Linked DNA regions of Homo sapiens: region 2 is linked to region 1. A link is an interaction called in ENCODE POLR2A ChIA-PET data of the cell type or tissue named here. Cell type or tissue: GM12878. All regions are shown on one strand. Links, peaks and the distances in the headings refer to the core of each region. The heading gives the core; the rest is flanking DNA.

Evidence for each region. Peaks named below come from ENCODE experiments on the same cell type or tissue, not always from the same donor. Only the 100,000 strongest peaks of a DNase experiment are listed, where the experiment ranks them.
Region 2: POLR2A ChIA-PET joins it to region 1 with 6 read pairs; 3 of 35 experiments call an interaction of 5 or more read pairs at or near these places.

The regions. Positions count from the first base shown.
Region 1 is chr1:245,961,357-245,977,707 of GRCh38, forward strand. All of the region lies in intron 5 of SMYD3 (SET and MYND domain containing 3), which reads right to left. Among named protein-coding and RNA genes, the nearest start is that of SMYD3-AS1, 140 kb to the right of the region's middle. In GM12878, for the core only: no CTCF peak of the experiment used is centred there; no DNase peak of the experiment used is centred there.
Region 2 is chr1:245,638,985-245,655,335 of GRCh38, forward strand. It overlaps KIF26B (kinesin family member 26B), which reads left to right. Exons shown (of 15, transcript NM_018012.4): 10 at 7,137-7,296. Among named protein-coding and RNA genes, the nearest start is that of KIF26B-AS1, 410 kb to the left of the region's middle. RefSeq lists an enhancer at 9,511-10,024. In GM12878, for the core only: a CTCF peak has its summit at 10,313 (motif pointing right); DNase peaks (open chromatin) are centred at 6,597, 7,037 and 10,277; H3K4me3 peaks cover 3,942 bases; H3K27ac peaks cover 3,403 bases.

The DNA of each region.
Region 1 (16,351 bases), core at 5,217-13,216:
TGAATCTTTACAGAATGTACTTTATCTTGTCAGCACTTTGAATCTAAATTTCCTTCTCACCCTTTCACCCTAAAATATCAGCTTGCATCAGGCACAAAGGAAGATGCACAGCTGCAAGTGCTCAAGATGACTAAGGAAGGAAAAGCAGACAAGTCACTAATTACTCTCCAAACTGGAGGCCTAAATCATCCTTCTCTTCTACCTGTTGTTTCTGGAATAGTTTATGTCAGTAATGGAAAATTTAAACACTGTCATATAATTCCATTTTTTTTCCCCACTCCAGCTCTTAAAAACATCCTAGATGTTAAGATGTGTAGCCTAGGACAGTGGTTTTCACACAGTGCTCTAAGGAACCTTTAGAGCCAGACACACAGAGGAGGTATCAATAGGAGGGGTCTGATGCCCCTTCGACACATGTTACTATAATTAACATGTATTTTGAGACTGAGAATGTAGGCTCCATGAAAGCCGGGATTCCTGTTTCCTCACAGCCATCACCTCGTCCTTTTAACAGGGCCCAGAATACAGTAAGCTGCCGGATAAAAGTTTTTTGACTGAATAAACTGCACGGTTATTACAGCTGGGAACTGATTTCGCTGATTTCCACGGTAACCCTGTGAGGCACGTATAGTAGTTATCCTCACTTTGCAGATGGGCAAACTGAGGCTCAGAGCAGCCTGGCTTCCAAGACCCTCCTTCTAAACATCATACCACATGACACAGCCTCCCACGTGAGCCAGCAGCTGTATTTCATCTGTTTTACATGTGAGGTTTCCCACCATTTGACTGGAGAAAGGTCGATGTTAGGGGAGAAAAAACCATTTAAAAACCACCAACTTCATGGTGAAATCCAAAGGCTGCAAGTAATCAATCTCACTCCTTGCTCTGTTTTTCCTGCCACCCTTGGGACTTGACGCAAGTGGCTTAACTGCTCATTGTTTCAGGTTCCTCATCTTATTTTACAACCTATCTTGCAAGATGAGTATACATGAAATATTAGAGGATCCTGATGTTGTCAGAAGTGTAGTTTTGCGGATGTTGATCCCAGAATTGTGAAACAAGGACACGGTTGAGATGATCGCTAAACTCTGCCTGAAGTTCAACGCCTCTGTCATTGAAGACCTTGCACAGTGCCGTCCACATGGTTATTTTATTCCTCCATGTCCTTACCAACTAAACAAGCCATATGATTTTAGGTTTCGTGGCCAGACAGCCTGGCTAAGCTCCTATCAACATGTCAGCCAGATGAGGTGAAGAGATGGAGAAACAAACCTGCATGTGGGTTGCGTCGAACAATAAAGAGAAAACAGAGACCAAAAATCTTGTGCCAAGGTTTGACCTCAACAACCGCAAAACCAATCATTGCTGTGTTGTTTCACTATGTTTCTAGAAACATCCATAGAGGAGAAACCAAAGTCGGCCTGAATACATGTTAATAGCTTTCACGGGCTTACTTCTGATATTTTAAACAGGCAACAAAAAAGAAAAACCAAGTTTCAGATCTTGCCAGAAATTGGGGTTTCACTTAACTGTAAAACAGTCAAGGGGAGTTTATCAGGTAAGACACGAAGCCTTTCTTTATAAGCTCTTATAAGACTAGAGACCACTGGATTGCCGTGCAGTTACTGCCGCTGGCATTATTTTCTTAGCACACTAAGAAAAATAAAAATGTTCAAAGTCCTGTTTTTAAAAACAGGATGAGACTTCTGGCTTCTGATCTGGTATGTAAGAAGCTTAGAAGTCACCATTCCATCCTAACAACAAGTAAAAAGCTAAACAAACTAAAAAATCAACCATTCTTCTTACACATTTGAGATGCTAGATATATTAGCTTAATTTAATTATTCCACATTGTATTAAAAACTCACAATACCACTTTGCATCTTATAAATATACACAACTATAATTTCTCAATATACAGTGTTAAAAAAAAATTCTTAGATCTGCCAAAGAAATAAGGTCACAGGGCAAGCTGCTGCCCCCAAGACTAGAGAGACAGAGGGGCGCATACAGAGCATTGCAACTTACTACAACAGAAACCTCCATGGAAATCAGTACCCGGTAGAAACCTCAATTGTACTCGACATACTGCTGGGGGTCTAGAATGAACAACTCTTCGAGTTTAAAACTCCAGAGGTGCCCATCATGGGGAGTAGGGAGGGATAAGCTTTTGTGAGTTTTTTTTTTTCCAGGAGCTCTAGCAGGGCCTCGCAGTGAGTATCAGAGAAAAATTCCCTTATGCTTCCAGTGGAAAAAGGAGGAAAAGGACCATTTTGAAAAAACACCAGAGATCAGCACCATAGGAAAAGGAAAAAAGAAAAAGAAAAAAACACCAGAGAATTATGTTCTTAACAAGGTTTTGCCCTCCAGAGAAACTAACCAGACCCTAACTTGCTGGGGCTTTGGCAGAGCCTAACCTACCTGGGGAAGGAAAATACCCAACTCCAGTCCACTCTAGTCATCCTGTCCCACAAGAAAACAAACAAACAAACTGAGAAGCACTGAGTGAAGCTCACAGTCCAGGGTCATGGGCTCACTAGAAGACTGAGACCCACTCACAGGACTACAGGAGAACAATTCCATTCTGAGTTAGTCCACTTTGCATTTGCTATAAAGACGTAACCAATGCTGGCTAATTTTCAAAGAAAAGAGATTTATTTGGCTCACGGCTCTGCAGGCCATACATGAAGCAGAGTGTAGGCGTCTGCTTCTGATGAGGGCCTCAGGAAGTTCACCATCATGGCAGAAGGCAAAGAGGGGCCAGCATGTCACATGGTGATGGAGGGAGCAAGAAAAGGGAAGGAGAGCCAGACTCTTAACAACCAGCTCTTGTGTGAACTAACAGAGCAAGAACCTGCTCATCACCAAGGGGAAGGCACCACGCCATGCATGAGGGGTCCACCCCCATGATCCAAAACCTCCCACCAGGCCCCACCTCCAACACTGGGGGTCATATTTCAACATAAGCTTCGGAGGGGACAAAACATCCAAACAGTATCACTCCCCAGTGATTTACCACCACATCACTAAAGACCCATTCACAATTCTTTTTACCCAGTACATCATGACATCCGTCTTTCAGCAAAAACTTACCAGACATACTAAAAGGCAAAAAACACAGTGTGAAAAGATTGAACAAGCATCAGAATCATAGTCAGATACAGCAGAAATATTGGAATCATTCGACAAGAAAATTTTTGAAAATGATGAATAAGCTAAAGGCTTTAATGAAAAAAGGACATGAAAGAACAGATAAGTATAAGCAGATGAAAATTCTAAGAAAGCAAAAGTAATGCTAGAGATCAAAATCATTTTAACAGACTTGAATAATCCTTTTGACCAACTTATTAGGAGACTGAACACAACTGAGGAAAAATCTCAGCTTGAGGATACGACAACAGAAACTTCTGAAATGAAAAAGCAAAGAGAACAAAGATTGTAAAAAAAAAAAAAGAATATCCAAGAACTGTAGGACAACTATGAAAGATGTAACATACATATAATGGGAATATTAGAAAGAGAATAAAGAGGGAAAGGAACAGAAGAAATAATATTCAAAACAATAATGACTGAGAAATTCCCCAAATTAATGTCAAACACCAAACCACAGATCCATGAAGCTTAGAGAACACTAAGCAGGATGCCAGGAAAACTACCTCTGGGCATATCATATTTACAACTAAGAAAATCAAAGATAAAGAAAAAAAATATTTAAAAAAATACCCCAGAGGGAAGAAGAACATACTTCAGTGGAGGTAAAAGAAAAACTTTTGTTTTCTTATTCTTAATTGATCAACACACAATATCTTTTTCAAAATAATAGCAACAATGTACTCAATTACGTATGCATATATATGCTTATGTATAAGTGAAATGAATGACAGTGATGATTCCAAAGATGGGAGGGAAGAATTGGGAATATTTTGTTATTATAAGATATTTGCACTACTGATAAAGCAGTTTCATGTTATTCGAAAATGGACTTGGATTAGTAGTAAGTGTATATTGCAAACTCTACGGCAACCATTTTAAAAAGTAAAAAGAAGTATAATTAATATGCTAATAAAGGAGAGAAAACAGTATCATATAAAATCCAGCTTTATTCATAATTTCCAAAACTTGGAAGCAACCAAGATGTCCTTCAGTAGGTGAACAGGTAAACTGTGGTACATCTAGACAACAGATTATTCATCACTAAACAGAGATTAGTCATCAAGCCATCAAAGGACATGGTAGAACCTTAAATGCATATTACTAAGTGTAAGAAGCCAATCTGAAACACTTTATACGGTATGATTTCAACTGTATGACATTATGGAAAAGGCGAAAGTATGAAGATAGTAAAAAGATCAATGGTGGCCAGAGATGAGAGGGGAGGGAGAGATGAACAGGTGGAACATGAAAGATTTTGGGGGCAGTGAAAAAAGTCTGTATGACGCTCTAACAGTGAAGACATGCCATTCTACATTTGTGCAAACTCACAGGATGCACAACACCAAGGGTGAGCCCTAATGTCAACTCGGGAGTCTGGGAGATAATGTGTCAATGTAGGTTCATCGACTTTAGCAAATGTACCAATCTGGTTTGGGATGTTTATGATGATGGGAGATAGGGGTGGGGCAGGGAATGGCCAAGGGTTATATGGGAAACCTCTATGCTCAATTCTGCTGTGAACATAAAACGGTTCTCAAATAAAAAGTTTATTAATTTTTTAAAGGATTTTTACACAACTAAGCCTTGATAAACATTTACCTTCTTTCTTCTTCATCATAATTATTTTTCCGCATTATTTTGCTATTTTCCTTCTCTCCTTCTCTCTCTCTCTTTCTTTTAGAGACAGGGTCTCACTCTGTTGCCCAGCCTGAAGTACAGTGGTGCCATCACAGCCAACTGTAACCTCGAATTCCTAGGCTCAAGCAATTCTCCTACCTCAGCCTCCCCACTAGAACTACAGACGCCTGCCACTATGCCTGGCTAATGTTTCAGTTTCTTCGTAGAGATGAGGTCTCATTATGTTTCCCAGGCTGGTCTTGAACTCCTGGCCTCAAGAACTCCTCCCACCTTGGCCTCACAAAGGGCCGGGATTACAGGCGCACATCACGATGCCAGACCCAATTTTGCTATTTTCTAGCATAACATGGTATGCACACATTAAATTAAATGTGAAAAACAAAGGCAAAAAGAAAAATAAATCAACAAAAGTTCTCCAATCATGACTAAAATCATGGACTATTTCCTTCTAATCTTTTCTACAGGCTGATTTTTAAAAACATTACTTAATTCATGGAGAATATCAACCAGAGTGCTCAAGATCTGGCCCTTGGGAAGACAGGCTTTCAGATCATCTCGAGTCCTTATTTCCTTTCTACCCCCAACCTCTGCTGTGCCTGGTGCTCAGGGCCCCTCTCCAGAAACCGTCACTCTGAAGATGAGCAGGCACATTCAAGGCTGTAGGGAGTACAGGGGAGGATCTGATGCAGTCTTTCAAATACTCCTTTTCTTTTAAGGTCCCCATATGAACCTATCCCCCCTCAGGACCTCACTTCATTAATTTCTGAGCCTTTCTGAGCAGGAAATATGCTTGCTTCTCATCGATATCCACCACTGTAGGCACTCAGATCCCACCTAGCTCCCCACTGTTAATTCAGTCATCAGAACTCCAACTGCTTTTTGTCTTCATTATTGATCAATGTGTTATAATGACTTTTGATTCCATCAAAAGTAGAATTTGTTTTTCCATTCCTCATTCTCCTTGCCATTCTATGGTGATGGATGATTTCTGAGAGAAGAAAGAGGTAGAAATCTCTCTATTCCATCACAATTCTTATTCTTACATGGTATTGTAATACCATATTATCTTTATTAATCTGGCTTTATAATATATTTCACTGTCTGGCAGGAACATGGTCATTTCAAATTTGACTGAATGTTTCAAAAAAGTATTTTCTATTTGTCTTTAAAGTTATGGGCAACTTACCAGATAAGTTGAAAAGAAGTTCAATATCCTAAATTCAAAATCCTAAATTTTCACATGTAGACCTTCCTATCAACTCAGACAATGCCAGGCACAAACCTATGATCAGTAACTGCTGAGTGATTGTGAACAAGCCATCCAAGAAAAGTCAAATGCATAGGGGCATTTGTGGAAGTGTGGAGTTGTCTCTGAAAAGCTGTTGCACTGTGAACTTGTTTCAGCCTGAGAGGCAAGAAAGGCTGGCCTGTGATTACTTCCGGTGTCTACCTAGTGTGAAATGTGTTGAGTCAATGAAGCATCTGGAACAGACTTAGTTCAACTGGAAGGTTCATGACTGGGATGCTTCCTGGAGCCCTCAGACCAGAGGGCAGACATAACCCAAGAATTGCTTCTTATTAAAGGAACAGAGACAAAAACCTAAACAGAGGGATAACGGCAGAGCATTAAATGCAGATAATTCCATTTGCGACTAATTTACCCAAATAAAATAGCAGAAAGCAGCTTTCAGTGGAATAATTTAAGGCAACAGGCAGGAGAGTGGCGTGAACTATTATTTTCATATTTCCATTGCTTACTTGTCACTTCCAGTGAATATTTAACTTTTGAGCATCCACTTTGTGGCTTAAGGATGTTCCTAACTTCCCCAAACTTTGCATCCTTGACCAGTACACTACAATATTTATTCACAACCCTGGGAAATACCTATGGGAAAGTTACTGTTCCCTGAACGAAATACATGAAAATCCAGATTTCTCTACTCGCTGACAGTTTATATAGATAATGCTACTTCCCCCTCAATTTATCTCTACTCTGTTTCAATCTACACACTGCTGTCAGAACAGCGTTAGACCACAGATCTGAGCACTTTAATCCCCCCCTCAAAAATGGCCCCCCTCTGCTCACCAGCTCCATGCTGAGGCTCTCACGTCCTTCTCATGATATAACCCCCATCTACTGAGACACTCAGTTCTCCTCAAATGAATCTATTCTCCATTCCCTGACTAAGCTGCAGCGTTCTCACCTCAGTGCCTTTGCCTAGGCTGTGTCTTCCATCTGAAATGCCCTTTACCAGACTACTGGAATGACAACTCTCCTTCAAGGCCCAAGTGCCTCCTATATTAAAACAATAATGGTTAGAACTTTCCATTTCAACAAAATGATGCAGAATTCACCTTATATTGAAAAAGGCAGGTAGTGAAGGAAATTCAGTGTACGAGTAACAATGCACCTCATGTAAACCACTGTGAGGTAAAGAAAAGGCAAGGACTTTAAAGCCAGATATTCATGGATTTAGCTCCCTGGTCTGGCATCTTTGAATCTTGTGACTCGGGGCAAGTTACTCAAGTCTTCTGGAACTGAGTTTTCTCCTCTATACAATGGACACAATGGTACCTGTGTTGCAAGTGTGGACTGTAGACACAAACCACGCGTTTCCCATATTCCATTTAATAATTCTGTGCTGCCCTCGTCTTTCCCGCGTTGTAAATTTCAGCCTTCTCAGGTCTGTGTCTTTCTCCTGTGCCGTTCATCAGTGGAGGCTTAGTTCCCAGTGCTGGTGGAAGATGCCTCCGTACACTGTTAAGGAGGCAATGCTTTCTCTTCCTATCATTGATAATATTCTGCATCATAGGGCTATGAGACCTCCAGGCTTCAGAGATTACCACTGTGTCCTGTGGAGGCAACCTCTAAAAAGTATGTAATTCTGATTTTCTTAGTTAATAATGTGTCACTCTGGTAACACTATTTAAATGGGTCTCTATTTTCTCAAAACGTAAGTACTTCTGAGTTCTCTTTGTTAAGCCAGAAGGGGAGGCAAAAGAAAATAACTTTGCTAGCTTTCTTATTTAAATTGAGAGCCTGGGATCAATGAAAATCAACACGGGTTTGCTGTGAGAATGAACCACAATAATTAATGACTCTTCAGTGGCTAGAACATAAAAGATAGCTAGTGTTAGTGAGACCATCAGCAACAATACAACTGCACAACTTCTACTAACAATAATGACATGGACACTGTTCTGCCAGACCTTCCAGTCCACAGGCCTTTGAGGCCTTAGCCAAGACTTTTCTCTACTGGAGGGGTAAAAACCACTAAGCAAAGCCTCGCTTGTCTGAGTCAGCTGAGTCTCATAGCCAGGGTATTTGTCTGACCCTGTTTTCAGTGCTGAATTTGCCATCCTGTTGTAAATCAGTCAGCACAAACTCAGAAACATACCCGTTCATTTACTTAACAGCACACAATCCTTCAAAGGGCAAAGTGGTTTGAGGAAATCCAAACTAACCAAGGGGGGAAAGGCCAGGAACACGGATTCCTCTGCTGAAGATAAATGGTAGCTATCAAATCTGCACACAAATCCCTGAATAAATACCAACAGCATTCCTTCGTGTTGTTTTGAAATTCAAACTACATTAGGAAAAGAGAAAGGTGCCTTACTTTTTGACATACCACTAAGTCTTCACTCCATCAGAATGCTATTAGCATTAGTGGCAGATTTTATTACCTCTCTAAGTGTGTATAAAAACCAAGTGTCTCTAAAAAGTATTATTTTTGTTGACATTTATCATAAAGACTATTAAAACAACATATAAAAATGTCAATGTTGACTTTCTTCAGAGAAATAGAAAGAACTACTTAAATTTCATATGGAGCCCAAAAAGAGCCCATATAGCTAAGACAATCCTAAGCAAAAAGAACAAAGCTGGAGGCATCATGCTACCTGACTTCAAACTGTACTACAAGGCTACAGCAGCCAAAACAGCATGGTACTGGTACCAAAACAGACGTATAGACGAATGGAACAGAACAGAGGCCTCAGGAATAATACCACACATCTACAACCATCTGATCTTTGACAAACCTGACAAAAACAAGCAATGGGGAAAGAATTCCCTATTTAATAAATGGTGTTGGAAAACTGGCTAGCCACATGTAGAAAGGGGAAACTGGATCCCTTCCTTACACCTTATACAAAAATTAATTCAAGATGGATTAAAGACTTCAATGTTAGGCCTAAAACCATAAAAACCCTAGAAGAAAACCTAGGCAATACCATTCAGGACATAGGCATGGGCAAGGACTTCATGTCTAAAACACCAAAAGCAATGGCAACAAAAGCCAAAATTGACAAATGGGATCTAATTAAACTAAAGAGCTTCTGCACAGCAAAAGAAAAGTATCAGAGGAAACAGGCAACCTACAGAATGGGAGAAAAATTTTGCCATCTATCCATATGACAAAGGGCTAATATCCAGAATCTACAAGGAACTTAAATTTACAAGAAAAAAAACAACCCCATCAGAAAGTGAGTGAAGGATATGAACAGACACTTCTCAAAAGAAGACACTTATGTGGCCAAAAATTATGAAAAAAGCTCATCATCACTGGTCAGAGAAAAGCAAATCAAAACCACAGTGAGATACCATCTCACACCAGTTAGAATGGTGATCATTAAAAAGTAGGGAAACAACAGGTGCTGGAGAGGATGTGGAAAAATAGGAACACTTTTACACTACTGGTGGGAGTGTAAATTAGTTCAACCATTGTGGAAGACAGTGTGGTGATTCCTCAAGGATCTAGAACTAGAATTACCATTTGACCCAGTGATCCCATTACTGGGTATATACCCAAAGGCTTATAAATCATTCTACTATAAAGACACATGCACACATATGTTTATTGCGGCACTATTCACAATAGCAAAGACTTGCAACCAATCTAAATGTCCATTAGTGATAGACTAGATACAGAAAATGTGGCACATATACACCACAGAATACTATGCAGCCATAAAAAAGGATAAGTTCGTGTCCTTTGCAGGGACATGGATGAAGCTGGAAACCATCATTCTCAGTAAACTAACATAGGAAAAGAAAACCAAACACCACATGTTCTCACTCTTAAGTGGGAGTTGCACAATGAGAACACGTGGACACAGGGAGTGGAACATCACACACCAAGGCCTGTCTGGAGGTGGGGCTAGGGGAGAGATAGCATTAGAAGAAATACCTAATGTAGATGACGGGTTGATGGGTGCAGCAAACCACCATGGCACGTGTATACCTATGTAACAAAGCTGCACTGTTCTGCACACATATCCCAGAACTTAAAGTATAATTAAAAAAAAAAATCAATGTGTCATTTGAGTAGCTCATTGCACCCAAACTGGCTATTGCACAATTTCAGTTTATACAATCTATTAAGAGAACGCACACGCTCTCGTCTGGTTAGAACGCATTCTTCTTCCTGAGGGAAAACCTGAGCTTAGGTTGTTCTCTCTGAAACATCCCCACTAACGGGGATGTCCCTTGAAGGCCGCAGGGACTCTACCTTTTATCTCTAAATCTCTGGAGCCTACCTTGGTGCCTGGTACATAGCAGTCACTCAATTCATGGTTGGTGGGTTTATTTTTTTAAAAATAGCAGCTGTCATTTAACCAGATGCTGCTTTGTGGGAGGCCCTTTGCTTACATGATCACTAACACTTAAAACAACTCTGTGAAGGAGGCTAACAAATCCTGCCTTACAGTTGAGGAATCTCAGATTTAGGAAGATTAAGAAACTTGTCCACAGCTACATACCTGGTCAGTGAGTAAAAGATTCAAACTCCAAAGCCCAGCTTTGCAGAGTCTGAAGCAAACACTACGCTGTACAGAGTCTAGTCACCTATAGTCACTGCTGATCTTGCCATGTCTCGGGCACCACTGATGCCTCACTATAACTGAACCAAGTGGGAAGGGGGCACTGATCTGAATGTATTCTGACAACAGACCATGCCCTAGGATGTAAGTCCCTGGTACAAGACTGTTTTCATTATTCTTACTCCTGTCTCCTAAAAGCAGGCAAGAAAACCAGTTTTTGATAGATTAGAATTGCACTCTATTTTCATTCGGATACCAAGTCCTGAGACACCTTAGCTGGCTAGGTAAGTCTGGTGGTGGGAGACCTGCTCCTGAAGCCATAAGCAAGTTAACATATGTGAATTTCCTCTGTAAACTCCACATGGCTCTATGACAACAACACAGTGTTCAATGGTATCACGGTGGTGAAAAGAGCACAGATTTTTAAATCAGATATAACAGAATTAGAATCTGCACCTCCCCCTTACAACCTCATCATCTAGGGCAAGTTGAGTTAATTAACCTCTCAAATTTCTAATTCATCATCTGGAAAGTGTACAGAATAATCTGCACATTGCAGGATGTGGTGAATATTGCTAGGTGTTCACCAACATCTGTTCTCCCTTGCTCCCAGGGCACAGGCCTGAACTACGTTTCCCAGTTCCTCCCCCAACCCCTGGAATCAGGCACAGCTACGTGACTAAGTTCGCTCCAACTGAGTGGAAGTGAAAGAGTTGGGAACTGCTTCTGGAGCTAAGCCTTGAGACTGTGGGCTGGCCCTGCTGGGCTCCTTTTTCCACTTCTTGTGAAGGCCTGAGGGGCGGTGGAGCAACACCATGGAAAGAATCCGGGCCCTGAATAACAGCATGGAGTGGAGTCACCCACCCACCTGGTACATACATTACACAATCAGTGAAAAAGAAATAAATGTCTATCTCCTTTGAAGCTACTCAATTATCATTATGTCCCTTTGTTACGAGAACCTGGCCTTACCTTTGCCAACAGTGTTTTTCCCACCTATTATAATGCCTGGCACAAATTGGGTACTCAATAAATAAATGATGTCATTGCTGCTGCTGTTACCACTACTGCCACACCTACCATGCAAAGCAGTTCCCTTCTTACACACATTGAAGGTTCCACGGCCACAGACACAAACTGCTGCCCTTAGCTACAGAAAGGAAAGTTAATGAAATGAAGATGGCTCTGGAGGAAAACAAAATCAAAACTTTCAACTCTAGAAGAAATAGCTTAAAGCACATGCCCTATTGAAGGACAAACACTTAGCTAAAACAGCCATCATCATTGTTGCTTTTGTTAGGTATTATGTTTTTGAGGTTATAGCAGGAAAGCTTATAGACACAGCACAAGAAGGAAATTTAGGAAGGCATATAATCGGGGTGTCCATGTTATACACAGGGTGTTCACCCAATCTGCAAATGTTTATTAAACTATTCACCAAATATTTGTGAAACCAACGAGGTACCAGGTATTTGCTAAATGGAGGTACAGATAATAGCCTCACCCTCAACTTTCACAGGAGTTTTATCACAAAAAAAATCAAATGAAAATAAGTAGCTTATTGTGTACATGTGACAAGGGAAAAAGGAGAGGAACAAAACCTACCCATGTTGTGAGGCTGCACGAGAGAGCAAACATACCAAAGAATCTTGCTTTATTTTCTCAGCGAAAAGAGTTCTAGTGCACCCATCAGTTGCTCTTGTAACCAGACACTGTCCAAGGAGCATCAGACCATCCCAACTCAAGAACAAATGTCCCAGTTAGCCATGGCTAAAGAACACTTCCCTTAATAACGTCTTTTGATCGGCACGAGGAAATCTACCTATATGAGTACTTTTTTGGGGGGTTCAGTGAGTCACTCACAGACCTATTTCTCACCAAGTCATTCGGAAACGTAAATGTCCAGAAAAATAAATTTTAAATATGATAGGACTTCCTGGATGTTAAATTCAATTTCAGAGTATTTTCTCATATGAGAGTCATTTTGTAAAATAGACTTTTGCATTTTAACAAAATCATCATCATTAATACCTATGCTTATAGGTCTAAACAGTTTCAATCAAGTCACAAACTAAATCAGGCTGCCCTTCCTCCAGACCCTGACTTGCTAACAGATGCCACTATCTGTTCAGGCACCCTCCTTTCCTCTTCCCACCTCTCTCAAAGCCACTCCCACTGTGAGTATCCTCACTCTGACACTTGTGTACTGGAAGATGATTTTTCAATGAGAAAAAATCTCTCTTTAAATGACATTTTTCAAATTTAATATGACTAAGTTCTGCCCCCAAACCTACTCCTTAGATGGGAAGATTCATTCCCATCTGAGAGATGACAGTATTTATTTTTCTCTAATACATGAGCAGTATTATAAAACCTTCCCCCATTTCTCCCCAATCCATGTCATCCAGTCTATCAGAGTCATGACAATTCTGACCCCAGAATGTATCTTGAATCTATTTCATTTTTCCCATCTCCTACATCTCCTATGCCAACCTCCTAAAGCCATCGTCTCCGGCCCAGGGAAAGCCATCGTCTCCGGCCCAGGGAAAGCCATCGTCTCCGGCCCAGGGAAAGCCATCGTCTCCGGCCCAGGGAAAGCCATCGTCTCCGGCCCAGGGAAAGCCATCGTCTCCGGCCCAGGGAAAGCCATCGTCTCCGGCCCAGGGAAAGCCATCGTCTCCGGCCCAGGGAAAGCCATCGTCTCCGGCCCAGGGAAAGCCATCGTCTCCGGCCCAGGGAAAGCCATCGTCTCCGGCCCAGGGAAAGCCATCGTCTCCGGCCCAGGGAAAGCCATCGTCTCCGGCCCAGGGAAAGCCATCGTCTCCGGCCCAGGGAAAGCCATCGTCTCCGGCCCAGGGAAAGCCATCGTCTCCGGCCCAGGGAAAGCCATCGTCTCCGGCCCAGGGAAAGCCATCGTCTCCGGCCCAGGGAAAGCCATCGTCTCCGGCCCAGGGAAAGCCATCGTCTCCGGCCTAGGGAAAGCCATCGTCTCCGGCCCAGGGAAAGCCATCGTCTCTGGCCTAGGGAAAGCCATCGTCTCTAGCCTAGGGAAAGCCATCGTCTCCGGCCCAGGGAAAGCCATCGTCTCCGGCCCAGGGAAAGCCATCGTCTCCGGCCCAGGGAAAGCCATCGTCTCTAGCCTAGGGAAAGCCATCGTCTGTAGCCTAGGGAAAGCCATCGTCTCCGGCCCAGGGAAAGCCATCGTCTCCGGCCTAGGGAAAGCCATCGTCTCCGGCCCAGGGAAAGCCATCGTCTCCGGCCCAGGGAAAGCCATCGTCTCCGGCCCAGGGAAAGCCATCGTCTCCGGCCCAGGGAAAGCCATCGTCTCCGGCCCAGGGAAAGCCATCGTCTCCGGCCCAGGGAAAGCCATCGTCTCCGGCCCAGGGAAAGCCATCGTCTCCGGCCCAGGGAAAGCCATCGTCTCCGGCCTAGGGAAAGCCATCGTCTCCGGCCCAGGGAAAGCCATCGTCTCTGGCCTAGGGAAAGCCATCGTCTCTAGCCTAGGGAAAGCCATCGTCTCCGGCCCAGGGAAAGCCATCGTCTCCGGCCCAGGGAAAGCCATCGTCTCCGGCCCAGGGAAAGCCATCGTCTCTAGCCTAGGGAAAGCCATCGTCTGTAGCCTAGGGAAAGCCATCGTCTCCGGCCCAGGGAAAGCCATCGTCTCCGGCCTAGGGAAAGCCATCGTCTCCGGCCCAGGGAAAGCCATCGTCTCCGGCCCAGGGAAAGCCATCGTCTCCGGCCCAGGGAAAGCCATCGTCTCCGGCCCAGGGAAAGCCATCGTCTCCGGCCCAGGGAAAGCCATCGTCTCTAGCCTAGGGAAAGCCATCGTCTGTAGCCTAGGGAAAGCCATCGTCTCCGGCCCAGGGAAAGCCATCGTCTCCGGCCCAGGGAAAGCCATCGTCTCCGGCCCAGGGAAAGCCATCGTCTCCGGCCCAGGGAAAGCCATCATCTCTAGCCTAGGGAAAGCCATCGTCTGTAGCCTAGGGAAAGCCATCGTCTCCGGCCCAGGGAAAGCCATCGTCTCCGGCCTAGGGAAAGCCATCGTCTCTAGCCTAGGGAAAGCCATCGTCTCTAGCCTAGGGAAAGCCATCGTCTCTAGCCTAGGGAAAGCCATCGTCTCCGGCCCAGGGAAAGCCATCGTCTCTAGCCCAGGGAAAGCCATCGTCTCCGGCCCAGGGAAAGCCATCGTCTCCGGCCCAGGGAAAGCCATCGTCTCCGGCCCAGGGAAAGCCATCGTCTCCGGCCCAGGGAAAGCCATCGTCTCTAGCCCAGGGAAAGCCATCGTCTCCGGCCCAGGGAAAGCCATCGTCTCTAGCCCAGGGAAAGCCATCGTCTCTAGCCCAGGGAAAGCCATCGTCTCTAGCCCAGGGAAAGCCATCGTCTCTAGCCCAGGGAAAGCCATCGTCTCTAGCCCAGGGAAAGCCATCGTCTCTAGCCCAGGGAAAGCCATCGTCTCTAGCCTAGGGAAAGCCATCGTCTCCGGCCCAGGGAAAGCCATCGTCTCCGGCCCAGGGAAAGCCATCGTCTCCGGCCCAGGGAAAGCCATCGTCTCTAGCCCAGGGAAAGCCATCGTCTCTAGCCTAGGGAAAGCCATCGTCTCCGGCCCAGGGAAAGCCATCGTCTCCAGCCCAGGGAAAGCCATCGTCTCCGGCCCAGGGAAAGCCATCGTCTCTAGCCCAGGGAAAGCCATCGTCTCCAGCCCAGGGAAAGCCATCGTCTCCGGCCCAGGGAAAGCCATCGTCTCTAGCCCAGGGAAAGCCATCGTCTCCAGCCCAGGGAAAGCCATCGTCTCCGGCCTAGGGAAAGCCATCGTCTCTAGCCCAGGGAAAGCCATCGTCTCTAGCCTAGGGAAAGCCATCGTCTCTAGCCTAGGGAAAGCCATCGTCTCTAGCCTAGGGAAAGCCATCGTCTCCGGCCCAGGGAAAGCCATCGTCTCTAGCCTAGGGAAAGCCATCGTCTCTAGCCTAGGGAAAGCCATCGTCTCTAGCCTAGGGAAAGCCATCGTCTCCGGCCCAGGGAAAGCCATCGTCTCTAGCCCAGGGAAAGCCATCGTCTCTAGCCCAGGGAAAGCCATCGTCTCCGGCCCAGGGAAAGCCATCGTCTCTAGCCTATGTTATTGTGACACTCTTAACCTCATCTCATGCTTGACCCCTTGAATCCATTCTCTATATACTTCTCTAGACAGAATTAGAATCATCTTTTTACAAACATGAAGGATTCAGTCACACCCACATTTCAAACATTTCAATGGTTTTCTGCTACTTCAGAAGAAAATTGAAACTTCTTCAAATGGCCTAACACGGCTCCGCTTGATCCAGCCTCTACCACACAACAGCCATCCCCACTCTTCTAGCCTTGCTCCCTCATGGCATGGCTTTAAATGCCACCATTGGAGGAAGTCCATCCTTAATCACAAAACCGAAAGGAGGGGCCACGCACGGTGGCTCACACCTGTAATCCCAGCACTTTGGGAGGCTGAGGCAGGCAGATCACTTGAGGCCACGAGCTTGAGACCAGCCTGGGCAACATGGTGAAACCTCGTCTCTACTAGAAATACAAAAATTAGCCAGGTGTGGTGGTGCATGCCTGTAATCCCAGCTACTCTGGAGGCTGAGGCAGGAGAATTACATGAACCCAGGAGGTGGAGGTTGCAGTGAGCCGAGATCGTGCCACTGCATTCCAGCCTGGGTGACGGAGTGAGACTGTCTCAGAAAACAAAAAACAAAAAACCCCAAAACTT
Region 2 (16,351 bases), core at 2,889-10,888, 320 kb before region 1:
TTGTAGAATGAGTTTGGAAGTATTTCCTCCTCTTCAATTGTTAAAAATAGTTTGAGTAGAATTGGTATTAGTTATTCTTTAAATGTTTGGTAGATTTCAGCAGTAAATCCATCAGTTCCCTGGCTTCTCTTTGATGGGAGACTTTTTATTACTGTTCCAATCTATTACTTGTTATTGGCCTATTCAGGTTTTTATTTCTTCACAGTTGAGTTTTGGTAGGTTATATGTTTCCAGGAATTTTTCCATTTTTTCCTAGATTTTCCAATTTATTGGCATATAGTTATTCATAATGGTCGCTAATGATCCTTTGTGTATCTGTAGTATCAGTTGTAATGTCATCTTTTTCATCTCTGATTTTATTTAGTTGGGTCTTCTGTTTTTTCTTAGTCTAACTGAAGGTTTTAAAATTTTGTTGCTTTTCAAAAAAACAAACTTTTTATTTTGTTGGGGTTTTTTGTATTGTTATTTTAGTCTCAATTTCATTTATTTCTGCTCCATCTTTACTCATTTTTTTCCTACTAATTTTAGGTTTGGTTTGTTTTTCCTTTTCTAGTTCATTGAGGTGCAACATTAGGTTGTTTATATTTGGAGTCTATATTTTTAATGTAGGTATTTATTGCTATAGAACTTTCCATTAGTGCTACTTTTTCTGTATCCCGTGGGTTCTGGCATATTGTATTTCCATTTTCATTTGTTTCAAGAACTTTTTAAACTTCATTCTTAATTTCTTCATTGACCCATTGATCATCCAGGAGCATGTTATTCAATTTCCATATATTTGAATAGTTTCCAACATTTCTTGTTATTTATAGTTTTATTCTGTTGTGGTTAGAAAAGATACTTGATATGATTTTGACTTTTTAAAACTTGTTGAGACATGTTTTGTGGCCTATCATATGGTCTGTCCTGGAGAATGTTCCATGTACTGATGAGAAGAATGTGTATTTTGTAGCAGTTGGATCAAATGTTCTGTGAATATCTGTTAGGTCCCTTTGGTCTAGAGTATAGTTTAATTCTGAGGTTTCTTTGTTGATTTTTCTGCCTGAATGATCCACCTATTGCCAAAAGTGAGGTGTTGAAGTCCCTTACTGTTATTGTATTGTAGTCTACCTCTCCTGTTTAGATCTACTAATATTTGCTCTCTCTCTCTCTCTCTCTCTATATATATATATATATACCCTGCTATTTGGTTATATATATTCATAATTGTTATATCCTCTTTCAGAATTGACTCCTTGCTGAATTATTATATAACAATTTCCTTTGTTTCTTTATATAGTTTTTCACTTAAAGTCTATTTTATCTGATCGAAGTATAGCTAGTCTTGATCATTTTTGGTTTCCATTTGTATGGAATGCTTTTGGTTTCCATTTGCATGGAATGCTTTTCCCATCCCTTCACTGTTAGTCTATGTGTGTCTCTATAGGTGAAGTTAGTTTATTGTAGGCAACATATACTTGGGTCTTACTTATTAATCCATTCAGCCACTCCATGTCTTTTATTTGGAGAATTTAGTCCATATACATTCCATGTTATTATTGATAGGTAAGGCCTTCCTACTGCCATTTTATTACTTATTTTCTAGTTGTTATATAGTGTACCTCCTTACTTCCTTTCTTATTTTTGTGGTTAAGTGATTTTCTTTGATAGCATGTTTTAATTTGCTGCTTTTATTTTTTGTTTATCAATTATAGATTTTTGCTTTAGGTTACCATGAAGCTTACAAAAACATCCTGTAATTATAACAAGTTATTTAAAAGTGATACCAATTTAACTTTTCATTGTAGCAGAAGAAAAGAAACAAAAAGAAAAAAACACATGCATTTTAATTCCCTTCTGTTCCTACATTTTAAATTTTTGATGTCACAAGATCAAAATTTGCCTACCTCAAAAATTTTATAGTTGTTATTTTTAATAGTTTTGTCTTTTAATCTTCTTAATAAAATTTTAAATGGTTTAGATGCCATGATTACAATATAACAATCACATTAGCATTATTTTTCCTATGCTTTTAAGAACTTCTTTAGCATTTATCATAGGCTAGGTCTGGTAGTGATACGTTTTCTCTGGAAAACTCATCTCTCCTTCATTTCTGAGGAATAACTGCTTGGTGCAGTATCCTTGGGGAACATTTTTTTTTTCCTTCAGCACTTTGAATAATATCATCTCACTCCCTCCTGACCTGTAAAATTTCTGCTGAGAAGTCTGCTGCCAGGTGTATTTGATGTCCGTTGTATGTTATTTGCTTTTTTCTTGCTCTCTCACTGTTTTTAGGACCCTCTTTGCCTTTGACCTTTGTGAGTTTAATTATAATATGTCTTGGGGTCTTCTCACTTGGGTTGAATCTGATCGGTGACTTTTGACCTTTGTGTACCTGAATATTTATATTTTTCTCCAGGTTTGGAAAGTTCTGTGTTATTTCTTTGAATAAGCTTGCAACTTCTTGTCTTTCTCAGTTCTCTCTTTAATTCCACTAACCCAAATATTTGCTCTTTTGATGTTGGTCCATAGGTCCCATAAGCTTTGTTCATTCCTTCTTATTCTTTTTTTTCTCTTCTGACTGTCTATTTTCAAATAGTCTTGTCTTTGAGCTCACTGATCCTTTCTTCTTTTTGATCAATTCCTCTGATACGCTCTATTGCATTTTTCATTTCATTTATTGAATTTTTTACCTCCAGGATTTCTGTTTAATTTTATTTTTTAAATCTTTTCTGTGAACTTTCTCTGAGAGATTTCTGTGAGCTTTCTTGAAGTTCACTGAGCTTCCTTAAAACTGCTATTTTGAATTATTTGTCTGAGAGATCACATATTTTCATCACTTTAGGGCCAGTCTTGGTGCCTTACTTTGTCCCTTTGACATCATATTTCCCTGAATGTTCTTGACGCTTGAAGTATGATGATATCTACACATTGAGAGATTAAATATTTTAGTCTTCCTAGTCTGGCTTTGTTTGTGCCTGTACTTCTTCAGAGGGTCTTCCAGAGATTCTAAGCCAACTGACTATTGTGTTCCCTGTGATCACCACAGTAATCTCAGCATTAGAGGATACTCTATTCCCTGGCTTGCTGTGAGTCTCACAATGGCTTTCTGGCCCAAACGGACCTGGGGAAGACCCAATGACGGTACTTGTGTTATGTGGGAACACTGGCCACCAGGGACCTGAGTCCTGAAGACTGTCCTAGTTTCCCAGACAAGTCTACTTCCCAGCAGGTCTCTGCACAGGTAGGTTGTGTCCCCAACTATAGCAAGAGGGGCAGAAGTTGAGACTGGACCCCTTCAGAATCTGCTGTGGGAAGGAGGCTGATGGGCCTTTCTCATTGGCTGAGACAGGCATGTGTTACTCAGCAAGTCTCTGCACAAGTGGAGTAGTTTCTTGCCCATAACAGGAGGAGCTAAAGCCAAGACTGGGCCTCCTCAGGGTCTGCTATAAGATGGAGGGTGGCCGGGTGCCTGTAGTCCTAGCTACTCGGGAGGCTGAGGCAGGAGAATGGCATGAACCCAGGAGGCAGAGTTTTCAGTGAGCCGTGATTGCAACACTGCACTCCAGCCTGGGGGACAGAGCGAGACTCCGTCTCAGAAAAAAAAAAAAAAAAAAAAAAAAAAATGGAGGCTGGCATACCTGCCACATTGGCTCAAATGGGCATGCATCTTCTAGTAAGTCCCTGCATAGACAGGATAGTTCCCCAACTATCAGCAGGAGGAGCTGGAGCAGAATCTGGGCCCTCATAAGATCTGCTGTGAGACAGATACTGAAGGGGTCAGTCTCAGCTCAGAGGGGTGTGTGTCACCCAGCAAGTTCCTGTAGAGATAGAATAGTTATCTGATTACAGAGAGAGGGTCTGGAGCTGTGACTGGGCCCTCTTGGGATCTGCTGTGGAATAGAAGCTGGAGAGCCCAGTCTTGTATCAGAAGGCATGTCTTTCCCAGGAGGACACTGCATCAATAGGATAGTTCCACGACTGCAGCAGGAGGTGCTGTACATGCCTCTCTGCGGGTCTTAGCACAAATGGGATAGGTCTTTGACTGTCTTCAGTCTCTTTTGTCTAATATTGGTAGATCCACTCCAGCTCTTATGGTTACTGTTTGCCTTATCCACACTTACACGTTTAAATGATTGTTTATTTCTATTTGAAGTGTATTTCTCAAGCATATAGTAGAGCCTCACTTTTTTATCCAATCTGACGATTTTTGCCTTTTAATAAGGGTATTTTAGACTATTTCAATTTCATATGATTATTGATATGGTTTGGTTCAAAATATTATTTTCTGTTTTCTATTTGTCCCATCTGATCTTTGTTCTCTCTCTCTCTTTTTTGCTTTCTTTTGGATTTATGAAACATTTAAATGGTTCCAATTTCCATCTTCTGTGGGTTTATTAGCTATTACTTTTATTGTTTAATTATTGCTTTAGTGTTTGTAATATATATGTTTAAGTTACCACAGTCTAATTTAAAGTGATATTATACCACTTATATAAGGAATAAAAACCTTACAATAGTATACTTCCATTTCTCCCGTCTGACTTTTGTGTTATTGCTATCAAACATTTTAATTTTACATATGTCATCATTCACACGTTACATTATGATTTTTGTTTTAATAATAATCTTTTAAAGAGATTTAAAGTAATAAAAATTACATATTTACCCATGTGGTTATCATTTCCAAAGCTCTTCATTCCTTTGTCTATATTCCTTGTGTTTTTGCTTATGGTGAATTCTTTTAGGATTTTTAAGTCAAAAAATATCTTTATTTCCCTTTTGTTTTGGAATGATACTTTTGCTGGGTGTATATTTCTAACTTGACAGTTTTTAGTACTTTAAAAACATTGCTCCACTGTCTTCTCACCTGTATTTCCAATGAGAAATCTGCCGTCATCCTTATCTTTGTTCCTTTATATGTAACGTGCTTTTTTCTCTCTGGCTCTTTTCAAGATTTTTCTTTATATCACTGGTTTTGGGCGGTTTGGTTATGATGTGCCTTGATATAGTTTCTTCCTTTGTGCTTGGGGCTCACTTAGCTTCTTGGATACATGGGTTTATGACTTTCATTAAATGTGGGGAAGTTTTAGCCATTATTTTTCTCAAATATTTTATTTGTACCACACTCTGTCTTCTCCTTTAGGGACTCCAATTACACATAGCAGGCACTTGAAGTTGTCCTACAGCTCTTTTTTTTCTGTGTTTTATTTGTTGTTTTTTTTCCCTATATATTTTATTCTGAATAGTTTTATTGCTAGATCTTCAAATTTGCTGATTTTTCATTCTGCAATATCTAATCTGCCATTCATCTCATCTACTATATTTTTTTTATCTCACACATTGTAGTTTTTATCTCTAGAGGTTCAGTTTTGTGTCTTTTTAAATATATATTCCATGTTTCTACTTAACTTTTTGAACATCTGAAATACAGTTGAAATAACTGTTTTAATAAATAGCTGCTTCTGTCAATTCTAACATCTATGCTAGTTCTAGGTTGGTTTCAGTTATCTCTTCATTATGGGTTTCATTTTCCCGAGTCTTTACTTTGTAAATATTCTTAAGCTTTGTTTTAGAATGCAGTTGCATTACTTGGAAACAGTTTGATCATTTTTTTGTTTTGCTTTTAATATGTGTTAGGTGGGATCAGGTCAGTGTTCAGTCTGTGGCTAAGTATGGGAAAGACTTCTGGGTATTCAACCCAATGCCCTGTGAATTGTGAAGTTTTCCAGGCTGGCTGTTAGGAAGTGGCACTATTCCTGGCTTTGTGTGAGTGCTGTGCACCATTATCTCCAATCTTTTTAGGTAGTTAATTTCTGAGCCTTGAATAGTTTTCTCACATGAATGTTGTGTTAGTCCCTTTTGCATTGCTGTAAAAGACACCTGAGGCTGGGTGATTTATAAAGAGGCTTATTCTGCTCACAGTTCTGCAAGCTATACAAGAAGCATGGCACCCAGCATCTGCTTCTGGTGAGGACTCAGGAAGCTTACGATGATGGTGGAAGGTGAAAGGAGAGTAGGCGTGTCACATGGCAAGAGAGAGCAGGAGAGAGAAGGGGGAAGGTGCCAGCATCTTTTAAACAACTAGCTTTTGCATGAAGTTAAAGAGCAAGAACTCACTCATTACCATGGGAAGGGCACTAAGCTGTTCATGAGGGATCCACCCCCAAGACCCAAACACCTCCCACCAGGCCCCATCTCCAACACTGAAGATCACACTTCAACACGACGCCTGTGATTCTCAGTGTTGGAACCTGCTGGGAGGTGTTTGGGTCATGGGGGTGGACGACACATCTCCAACATTGAGGATCACATTTCAACATGAGATTTGGAGGACACAAACATCCAAACTACATCAGGTGTGCTGATCAGTACTCAGCTGAACACTTGAGGGACCTTCTGCAAATCTCTAGAGCTCTCTCCTCTGCAGTACTCTGTCTTGTAAATTGTTGCCACCTTGGTCTCCCTGTACTTCAGCAGCAGAGGTATTCATGGGCAAGTTGCTTAAGTTTTCTGAACAGTTATTTTCTCATCAATACAGAAAGGATAATAGTATTTAGCTTATGATTCTACTGTGGGAACTGAACGAAACTGATGTTTGTACAGCACCTGGCACTTGGCAGATACTCAGCAAATATTTGGGTCTTCCCTGTCTCTGCACCTGGTCGTTACTTCTTCCTGATTTTTGTCTTGGGTTTGCAACCTGATTCCTGGCTGAGCTTTAGGTTGGTTTCTGTATAACGATCAACCAAAGCAGGTAATCACTCATGAGCCATTCAGGTTTTAACTTGATGAGTTTCAGAATTCTGCTATTCAAATGGCATTTAGGTAGAAACGTATCCTCCTGTAATTTGACATTTATTTTCTCCAAAATCTCATTCAGTTCAACCTGCAAGAATTATTTGAATTCACTTATTTGTAGTGTGAATGTCAGTAGGCTTTAGAAGGTCAGTGGTGCGTGGTGGAAAGAATTTAAGAGGACCAATGCTATTTGCAACCCCAGCGTGATTTTTCTGGGGTTTCCTAGTAGGTCATGAACGTCAACCTTTTACTTCCCCTTCTCATTTTGCCTCAGATTTCCCAAGGAGCTACATGAAGAACAGATGAGTGTTTGTCAGAACTTAACCATTTCTCTTTTATCTTCTCCCCTGTGGTAGTGTCTGGAGGTCGCAGCCGCCTGCATCTCATTGATCTCGGCAGCTGTGTGAAAGCTCTTAGCAAAAATCGAGAAGGAGGCTCAGGGCTGTGTCTCTCGCTGTCTGCTCTGGGCAATGTCATCCTGGCTCTCGTCAATGGCAGCAAACACATTCCATACAAGTAAGTGACTCTTCTACTCAAAGAATGTGGTGGGGTAAGCATGGTGTGGGACGCTTTGTTCAGTGCCATCTGTGGAGAGGTGTGCCACAGAGGGACAGCCTGGACCCCATTATAAGTTCAGTGCCAGAGACCAGCCTTAGCTAACAGTTGTGTAATGCATGATCTCCCAAATTCAAAACTTTTGGAAATACTTAAATCTATTCCAGTTCTAACTTTAGGCTGCTCAAATTAGAGGAAATAGGAAATTATCTCAGTTGAGGTCTCCACTCGCAAATGAAGGTGGTGGGTCATTGTCACCATAATAAAGATGTGCCTGTTTCATAGTGATGAGAGTGAGGGGTGGAAGACTGGCTTATCCTTAGGGGTAGGGCCACCAGACTTAACCAAAAAAATATAGGATATCCAGGCAAATTCAAATTTCAGATAACCAACAAATAAGGTTGTATTATAAGTATGCACCCCAACATTGCATGGGACGCTCCTGGTGACATGTATTTTATCTGGCAACCCAATCTCGGGAGTTCAGAAAGCTAGGGGAGTTAGCACCTGCCTTCCCATGCAAATGTTTAGTCACTTCCAGGATCCTTCCTGTCTCTTTACTACTGCTCCAATTAAATTACAGCCGCTCCTATGTCTGGCAGAGACAAAGCCACTCCACCACCATCACCCCAACTAAGCGTTCTCATTGGACCGTGTGGTGGCAGGCCATTGACTGGCTGTCCAGGCTTCTGCCAAGGCCTAGCTGAGCCTCTTACTAGCTGCATGAACCTTCATTCTTCCTAAAATGAGGGTTAAAGCTATACATGTTACATCACAGAAATATAAGGCTCAAAATGATAAAACATGTATAAAAGTTTATTGTAGGCTGGGTGCGGTGGCTCATGCCTGTAATCCTGGCACTTTGGGAGGCCGAGGCGGGTGGATCACAAGGTCAGGAGATTGAGACCATCCTGGCTAACACGGTGAAACCCCATCTCTACTAAAAATACAAAAAATTAGCTGGGCGTGGTGGTGGGCACCTGTAGTCCCAGCTACTCAGGAGGCTGAGGCAGGAGAATGGCATGAAACCAGGAGGCGGAGCTTGCAGTGAGCCAAGATCACGCCACTGCACTCCAGCCTGGGCAACAGAGCGAGACTCCTTCTCAAAAAAAAAAAAAAAAAAAGAAAAAAAAGAAAATTTATTGTAGAATTTAGGACACTATGGCCAATAACCAATGATGAAAGTCTGGTTACACCTATCTAGTCAAGCCTATCCTCACCTATTTAAAGGGAAAAAACACCGACCTTACAGAGTTGCCATGAGGTGAAGATTAACTAAATATATGTGGATTCATGGTTTTATCTGTAAAAACCCTACAAAACCTACGTTGCTGTTGTGTAGGAGGAAAAAGTCGGGCAGTGTATTCTATAATTACTGAGATTCACAATGAGTGCTGGAGTTTTTCTTCCCCTCAGCCCTATGTTGATGCCAGACCCCCCCACCAAATACATTGTGAGTTTATTTCCTACCAGGAGAACCATTACTGGACTGACTTTAGGAGCTTAAATGGTGATTATAATCCTGTCCATCTCATTTCTAGAAATTTGGAATCCTAGTTGGATAAACCCAGAAATGGTTTTCCCGGCTCTTGTAACAACCCTTTTCTATGGGAGAATATTCTGAGTTGAAGAATTATAGAGTTTCATTCGATGTCATTTCTGTAGTTGAGTAAATTCAGCTTGTGGGGAGAAAGGGCAGGGGAGGGAAACCGTTGGAGTTGGAGATGAAGGGAAGAGTACTAGCACTCACTGGTTTCCATAAAATGAGAATCATGTCTGTTAATGTCAGAACTTCATAGATCATGATATAGATAAAATTCCAAATTGCACCTTAGCAGGAGGTCATTGATTACATATCTTACTTATAGCTTTTACACTGTTTCTGCAGGGCGACATGCTTTTATGATTTCTATAAATAGTTGTTGAATTGATGGCGGGAAGATAGATGCATGTAAACATGAAATTATTTTTAATTTAAAGTAACTTCCTTTTAGTTAGAGTTGGGTTTTTTATAAATGAGTAGGGAAACATTAAAAATTGTTTTTATGGCCCAGCGTGGTGGCTCACACCTATATTCCTGGCACTTTGGGAGGCTGAGGCGGGAGGATTGCTTGAGACCAGCCTGGGCAGCATGGCAAAAACCTGTCTCTACAAAAAATACAAAAATTAACCGGGCATGGTGTTGCATGGTTGTAGTCCCAGCTACTTGGGAGGCTGAGGTGGAAGGGTGGCTTGAGTCCAGGAGGCAGAGGCTGCAGTGAGTTGAGATTGCGCTACTGCACCAGCCTGGGCAACAGAGTGAGACCCTGTCTCAAAAAAAAAAAAATAAATGAAAGTTTGTATTAATCGTTCAAGCTTCGTGTTAATTAAGCATATTTTTAACATGCTGGCCCTACCAACTGGCTACCTGCCCTCCTGGGAGACATCTCCACTCACCAGTCCCTGCAGACAGCTGCCTGCCTTCATTCCAGGAGTCCCCTTCCTTCTATTCTGGCACCAAGAGAGTGATCATTAAAGTGTTTCTGTGTCTCAAGTAAGCAGACTAGCTTCCATGCAGTGTCAGCACAAGACCCAATCCTGGAGCTGTCCCGTGGCCTGGTTGAGCTGTTGATGGCGTGGGTACAGACTCACCAGCTGCCCTTGCCCTGCCCTGCCTAACACAACTCATCGAGACCTTGCTGGGTTGCCTGGTGCTGGAAACACGGTGGCCCTGGCCATCCAGCCAGCGCTGTCCTTCCCAAAACATCCATTGGCCAGTGCGTTTGTTCTGTCACCCCTCAGTGTCCTAATGCCCTTCATTGTACGTGATCTTAAAAAGACCCTTGCCGAAATGTTTTCTCCGAGTCTGGACCACGGCCTAGATTCAATATTTGGCATCTGCAAATGTACATTTACAAAGTGATTCATCAACTAGAAACTGTCCTCTTTTGAGGTACAGGAAGATAAGGCAAAGGTTTACTCAAATCACCCAGCCAGTGGGTGGCAGGATCAAACTGCCTCGCTCCTCACAGCTTCAGAGGCCTCGACAGTTCCCAGCCTCACTGCAGACCCACGCCCACTTCTCATCAAGCTCCCGAAATGTCGGAGCTGCCTTCACTGCGCACGGCAGGGGAGCCCAGCACAGCAGGAAAGCCCCGATTTCTTTGATCAATTCCGTCAGTGCTCTGAAGCCACATTATGCAGCATTTTGTTAGCATACTAAACACCTTCAGGGTGTCAAGCCTTGTCTTTGCAGTGCGTTCCTTAGAGAAGTGGAAGTTTCCTGCCCTTGAGGTTTCCTCTTACTCCTCCTGCTCACTTACGGAGGGTGGCGGGGGGAACAAAAATAGAAAACCAAATTCCATATTCTCTTTCCTTCCCCCACCCCCCCCAAAAAACACAGACACCCCACTACCTCTTCATTTGTCTCCCCAGACAACTCTGTACTTGGAACCTGCATTACTTGTGCTTGCTCCTGGGAAATTCGCTGCAATGTGCACAGAGGGGCTGTAGCCTGTCTTCATTCCTCTTCATCATCTTACCAGGCTATTTGTCATGTGAGCAAGCTGGAAAGTGAGTTTGGATTCATTACCCATCCCAGGCATTCCCACAGGCACCCTCCATGTGCGCTGAATGCTTCTGACTTTGCAAATGATATTGCCCTTGAAGATGCAGGAGGCGTGGAGCAGGTTTCCAACCTCAGCCATTACACAGCACAGGCACATTACATGGCACAGGCTTGCCGGCCAGTCCAGGCGCCATAAATCAGTTCTCAACGGTGGCACCATTCAGAAAAGCATGCAGGGAAGGCAGGGAGACCACCAAGGGCTCCAACCCCTCGTCAGTTCTGCACTGACAGGCTGCACAAATTACTCTCTAATTTTTGAGAGCCTCCACCTCCAGGGAACCCTGCCCTCATTCGATCATTTTGACAGTGCATTTGCAAATTTTCTTTATTCGGTACATTCATTTGCTGTTCCTTACTGCTCTTGGGCACCAAGGTGCTAGGAATCTTCCCATTTAATGGATAAGAAAAAATAGGCAGAAGCGTTGAAATGACTTCTCAGGCCAAAACCCAGTGTTGCACATCCCACAGGAGTTGGCCCCCAGAAGAACCGCCACAAGGATCTGTCAGGGTGAACTGAGCTTCGGCTAACGGGTGTTATGTCCCAGCTCATCTGAAGGACCACAGCTTTTCGAGACTCAGATTCTCACCATGACCCAATTATCTCAAAATAGAATTTCTGGTTCTCTTAGATGTTGCTTTGTAGAGGGCACAGGCCCTTAGAAAGCACACACCTGTCATGCAGGCGTCCTTCAAGCCCTGAAGCATTTACCTTCATTGATGACTGCTGCTCCATATGGAGAAAGAATTCCTTTAATGGGTCATATGACCTGTTTGCTTATTTGCCAACACAGTGTTTCTAAACACTCTGTTTCTAAACAACAGCTAGTTGCTAATGTCTTGGCTGCCCTTTAACAAGAGTTCATGGAAAGTCCTTCTGTGGCCCTCTCATGTCATGCCTGTCTGAGATGCTTCTCCCAGTCATCTTGAAAAATGGTGCTACATAACCATCCTGTCGTGGAAATGATGCCCGGCACCTCCCTCTCACGGGTTTGGTCTATGGTTCAGACCCAGACCTAATCCTTGTTTGTTGAGATCAGTCACTGAGACACTTTGGGTCTCAGCAGCTGTGCTGAGCTCGCCTCCTCCTCTCTCTGGTAGAGCCTGAGGCAATCTGTGATCCAAGCTGCAGGCCACGAGCAAACACCGCAGGCAACATCCACTTCCAGAAGGCTGTGTTCCACAAAAGCGATGAGGACACCCATCCTCAGGGGCTATAATGGGAACTCTTTTCCTCCTAAGGCCCTAGTGAGGAGTCAGGAACCAAGGTCATCTTTAAGCTTGTAGCATCGGGACACACCAGTTCATTCAAAGCAGCAGGCAGCACTAGAAGCTCAAGTTCAAATCAGTGACTTGAAAGGAAATGACACTTCATAAGTAGAGGCAGCTTTTTCAAAATGCAAGCACCTTCTCATCCAAGAGAGGGTGGGGTTCTGGCACCTGTGGGTCACACTTGTGGCAGCAGGCCCAGCATTGGCAGGAACTTCAGGACGAGCCTCTGAAGGATGTGGACATTCCCCTCCTTGCCTGGAGAAGTGCTTCCTCCTAGAGCCCATGGAGATTTGGGATTAGCCTCTCCTTTCTCAGAACTGGAAACCCAGTACTCAAGGTCTGGGAAGCTGGGGAAAGGGGCTCAAGATTGCTGTTAGCTAGAGCGGGGTTCCAAACCCCCAGGCCACAGATTGGTACAGGTCCCTGGCTTGTTGGGAACCAGCCTGCACAGCAGGAGGTGAGCAGTGGGGGAGCATGACCACCTGAGGGCTGTTGGCTGTCTGATCAGTGGTGGCACTGGATTCTCATAGGAACCTCATGCTATTGTGAACTGTGTGTGCGAGGGATCTAGCCTGTGCGCTCCTTATGAGAATCTAATGCCTGATGATCTGAGGTGGAGCAGTCTCATCCCCAAACCATTCCCTACTCCCATTGGGTCCATGGAGAAATTGTCTTCCACGAAACCTGTCCCTGGTGCCAAAAAGGTAAAAGGGTTTGGGACTGCGGAGCCATGGCATTGAATTCCCATCTCACACAGGAGAGGAAAGGCTCTTCCTCAGGACTTGGATGTATATTACTTAGACGTACCATGAAATTAAGTAGATATTTGCCAGGAAAAATGCAAAGGAGTATCAGTTCTCCAGATTTGTTTAAGATAGCATGAAACGGAGAGGTTCATGTAAGAATCTGTGTGTGTGTGTGTGTGTGTGTGTGTGTGTGTGTGTGTGTGTGAGAGAGACATATGCATATTTAACCTCCTTTAAATGTACATTAATGCTGTATTTTCTCCCCCTGATTTACAGGGAGAATATCAATTTAGAACTATTTGCACAAACTCTAGATACCAGTTTAGAGCGTTCCCTATTTAGAAATAAAATAACCAAAGTCTCAGGTTGCCAGGCAACTGCAGCAATGATAATTCTTAGTATTGCTGCTTTAGAAATACTCATTTTTATACATTTTAGTGATGGTTAGGATGCAGAGAATGTGAGTTCAGAATGTCGCTGGGACATCGAAGTCCCTTTTCTATGAGATTTTTAGCATTCTCACTTGCTTTTATTTTTCCCCCTTAGCTCTGTTTGCTTCCTTGGCTAGCGGTATCTTCATATTTAGCTATAGAAATCTCGAGAGATTGTTATTATTTTCTTAAGAGTTGAGGCAGAAGCTGCCACTACATTAATTCTGCCAGGCTCATTATAGAACCACGCCAGTCACTCAGGGAGAAATGACACCGTCTGGGGATCGGCCGGGGTCACAAACACTGGGTTCAAGCTTTGGTTGTTCTGCCGCTAGTTTGACACATGAACTCTACACCTCGTCCTTTTCATTCTTAAGAGGACCACATTCTGGCCCCTCTCAGAGCTTCACTGAATTGGGAACAGAATATCAGGCCCCAGCTCTGTCATCATCTCTTGGCGGCAAAGCCACGGCTCATGTTTTTGTCTGTCCACTGCAGCAGCCGTTGTGGCGTAATGGCACATGATGGTCTCGGGGCTGGGTAGAAATTGGAAGGCGTCTTCCTTTCCCTTTTGGCCTTTCAAGTGTATCTTCCTTTATGTCTAATGTCTGGGGTTACTATTAAAGTCTTTCTGAATTCTGAACCAATGATCAGATAGATACAAGAGAATGATTGGGAATGAAAAGCCTGCTAATCCTAGCAGAGTAGGAAAGGGTAGACAGCCCCTTCCCCAACCCCACGGCCTCAGTGGAGGAGAGAATGGTGTGGCCTGCAGGGGAGGGACAGGCAGACAGCGCCAGCTGTCACCCAGGCTCACGTTCACCAGCCTCAGCAGTCAGACCTTCTTCCTTCCTCCCTTGGAGGAAGTGAATAGAAGGGCAGAACCGAGAGCGGGAACTCTATCTTGATCTTGCTAAAGGGGTAGAAGTTCCTAATTCGTGGACTTGCTGGACCACAGGGAGGAGGAGAAAATGATTTCTAGTACTTATTTCCTGGCATTTCAGCTACATGGAAGGTAGTTAGCACGGTGCATAAATGAGCCCCCGGTGAGAGTATTTCCCATCGTGAGCACCACAGCCGGGCGTTGTTCTCACTGTGCCTCACAAGCTCTGCTAAATGCCTTATGGATATTTCATTCTGACAACCTGTGACATAGGTACTGTAATCATACTAGTATCACAGATGGGGAAACTGAGACACAGAAAGGTTGAGTATCTTGTCCAAGTTCACACAGCTAATAGGCAACAGGGCCTCACTGCCTCCCAGTTTATCACCCCCCACCGAGTACAGTTTCTGGAATATTGTGCTCGGTCAACATTTGTTGCAATAACAAGTGGGGTACAACAGAGGATCAAACATACCAGCAAAGCTTGCATATGTGTAGTTGATTATAAGTAAAAGCACAGTCTGGGCACAGTGGTTCACACCTATAATCTCAGCACTTTGGAAGGCCTAGGCAGGAGGATCACTTGAGCCCAGGAGTTTGAGACCAGTCTGAACAACATAAGGAGACCTCGTCTCCACAAAAAAAAATTAAAACACTAGCTGGGCATGGTGGCTCATACCTGTAGTCCAAGCTACTTGGGAGGCTGAGGTGGAAGGATCGCTTGAACCCAGGAGGTTGAGGCTGCAGTAAGCTATGATCGTATCACTGCACTCCAGCCTGGACAACAGAGCAAGACCCTGCCTCTAAGTGAGTGAATGAATGAAGGCACAGACCCGAGGGGCAGGGCTGATGGTAGCCAATTCATACATTCAGGTCGGTCTCCTGGTCTCACCTGTTTCTGTGATTGCTAAGCCAGGCTGATGGCTAGATACCCATGGCAATGAAGAATGTAAAATACGAAAGGTAAAAAAGGGAAATAAATCTTCCTTTCAGGACCCAAGCTACTTATCAGGGCTAAACAAAAAATACCAAGTAAGAATGTAATGATGAGGGGTGGGGAGGGGGCAAAAAATAAAATTAAAAAGAATGTAACAAGCAACGAGACGCTCCTGACTTTGAACCTGTGTGCAGGGCTCCGGGTAGATTAGAAGGCATCCTAACCTCAGTAAATGGCTGTCAGTGGGGCCTGACAGTCTGGGTCCCGTGTTCTGGGCACCACCAATGGAGGGTATCCTCTCAGAAAGCTTCACCCTATTTCATGAGCCTTTAATAAAATATAGCTATAATCTTTCTCGTGAAAGAGCCTGACAGTTCATGGAGCCACTTCCCACGCCGCACTGATGGGAGAAACTGCAGGACTCCACCAGGCTTTCTCTGGCTCCAGGACCCCCACGAAGGCCTCCTGATTTATCTGGGGCAGCTCCTGCATAAGAAGGGTGACCGTTTCCCACAGTGGAGAACCAGACACTGGGCACAGCCCACTTGATAAGACAGCTTCCATCTCCCGCCCCTCCTGGGTATGCAAAGGCATTCCTGAGTGAATAGGTTCAGGTCAGAGCAGGAGAGGTTATCACCCAGGCTGTGCCTTGAAGCTTTGCTGAGTACAAGAAAGGTAAGGAAGAGATAAGCAAGAGGTGAGAATGACGGCAGGGCTGGCAAGTGAGATCACGAGCTTTTCCTCAAACATCTGGCTAAGAATAGAAGCTTTGGGAAATTCCACAACTGGCAGATTAAGGTGATCAGCCTCTCAGCTGGAATTTGTGAAGTTTCTTCAGACTGAGCTCCCAGAGAAGTATGTGTGGTGGAATCGCTGTGCTTTCTAAAGAGATGGATTGCAACCTGCGCCGTTGAGCTAGTGCTGAGCTGAGGCCCGGTGAGATGGATTCTAGCACCCCTGCCACGGCTAACCTCACACACTCAGACGCTCTCCCTGAGCTTTTCATTTCTCCATCAGCAAAATCTCAATCATTCTTACTCCTCGTCCACCTCAGAAACATATTGTAGGTTCCATGGAGACGATGTCTGTGGTAGACAAAGAGACGTGCTTCAAAGGCAGAAAGGTCACTGTTTTATCATC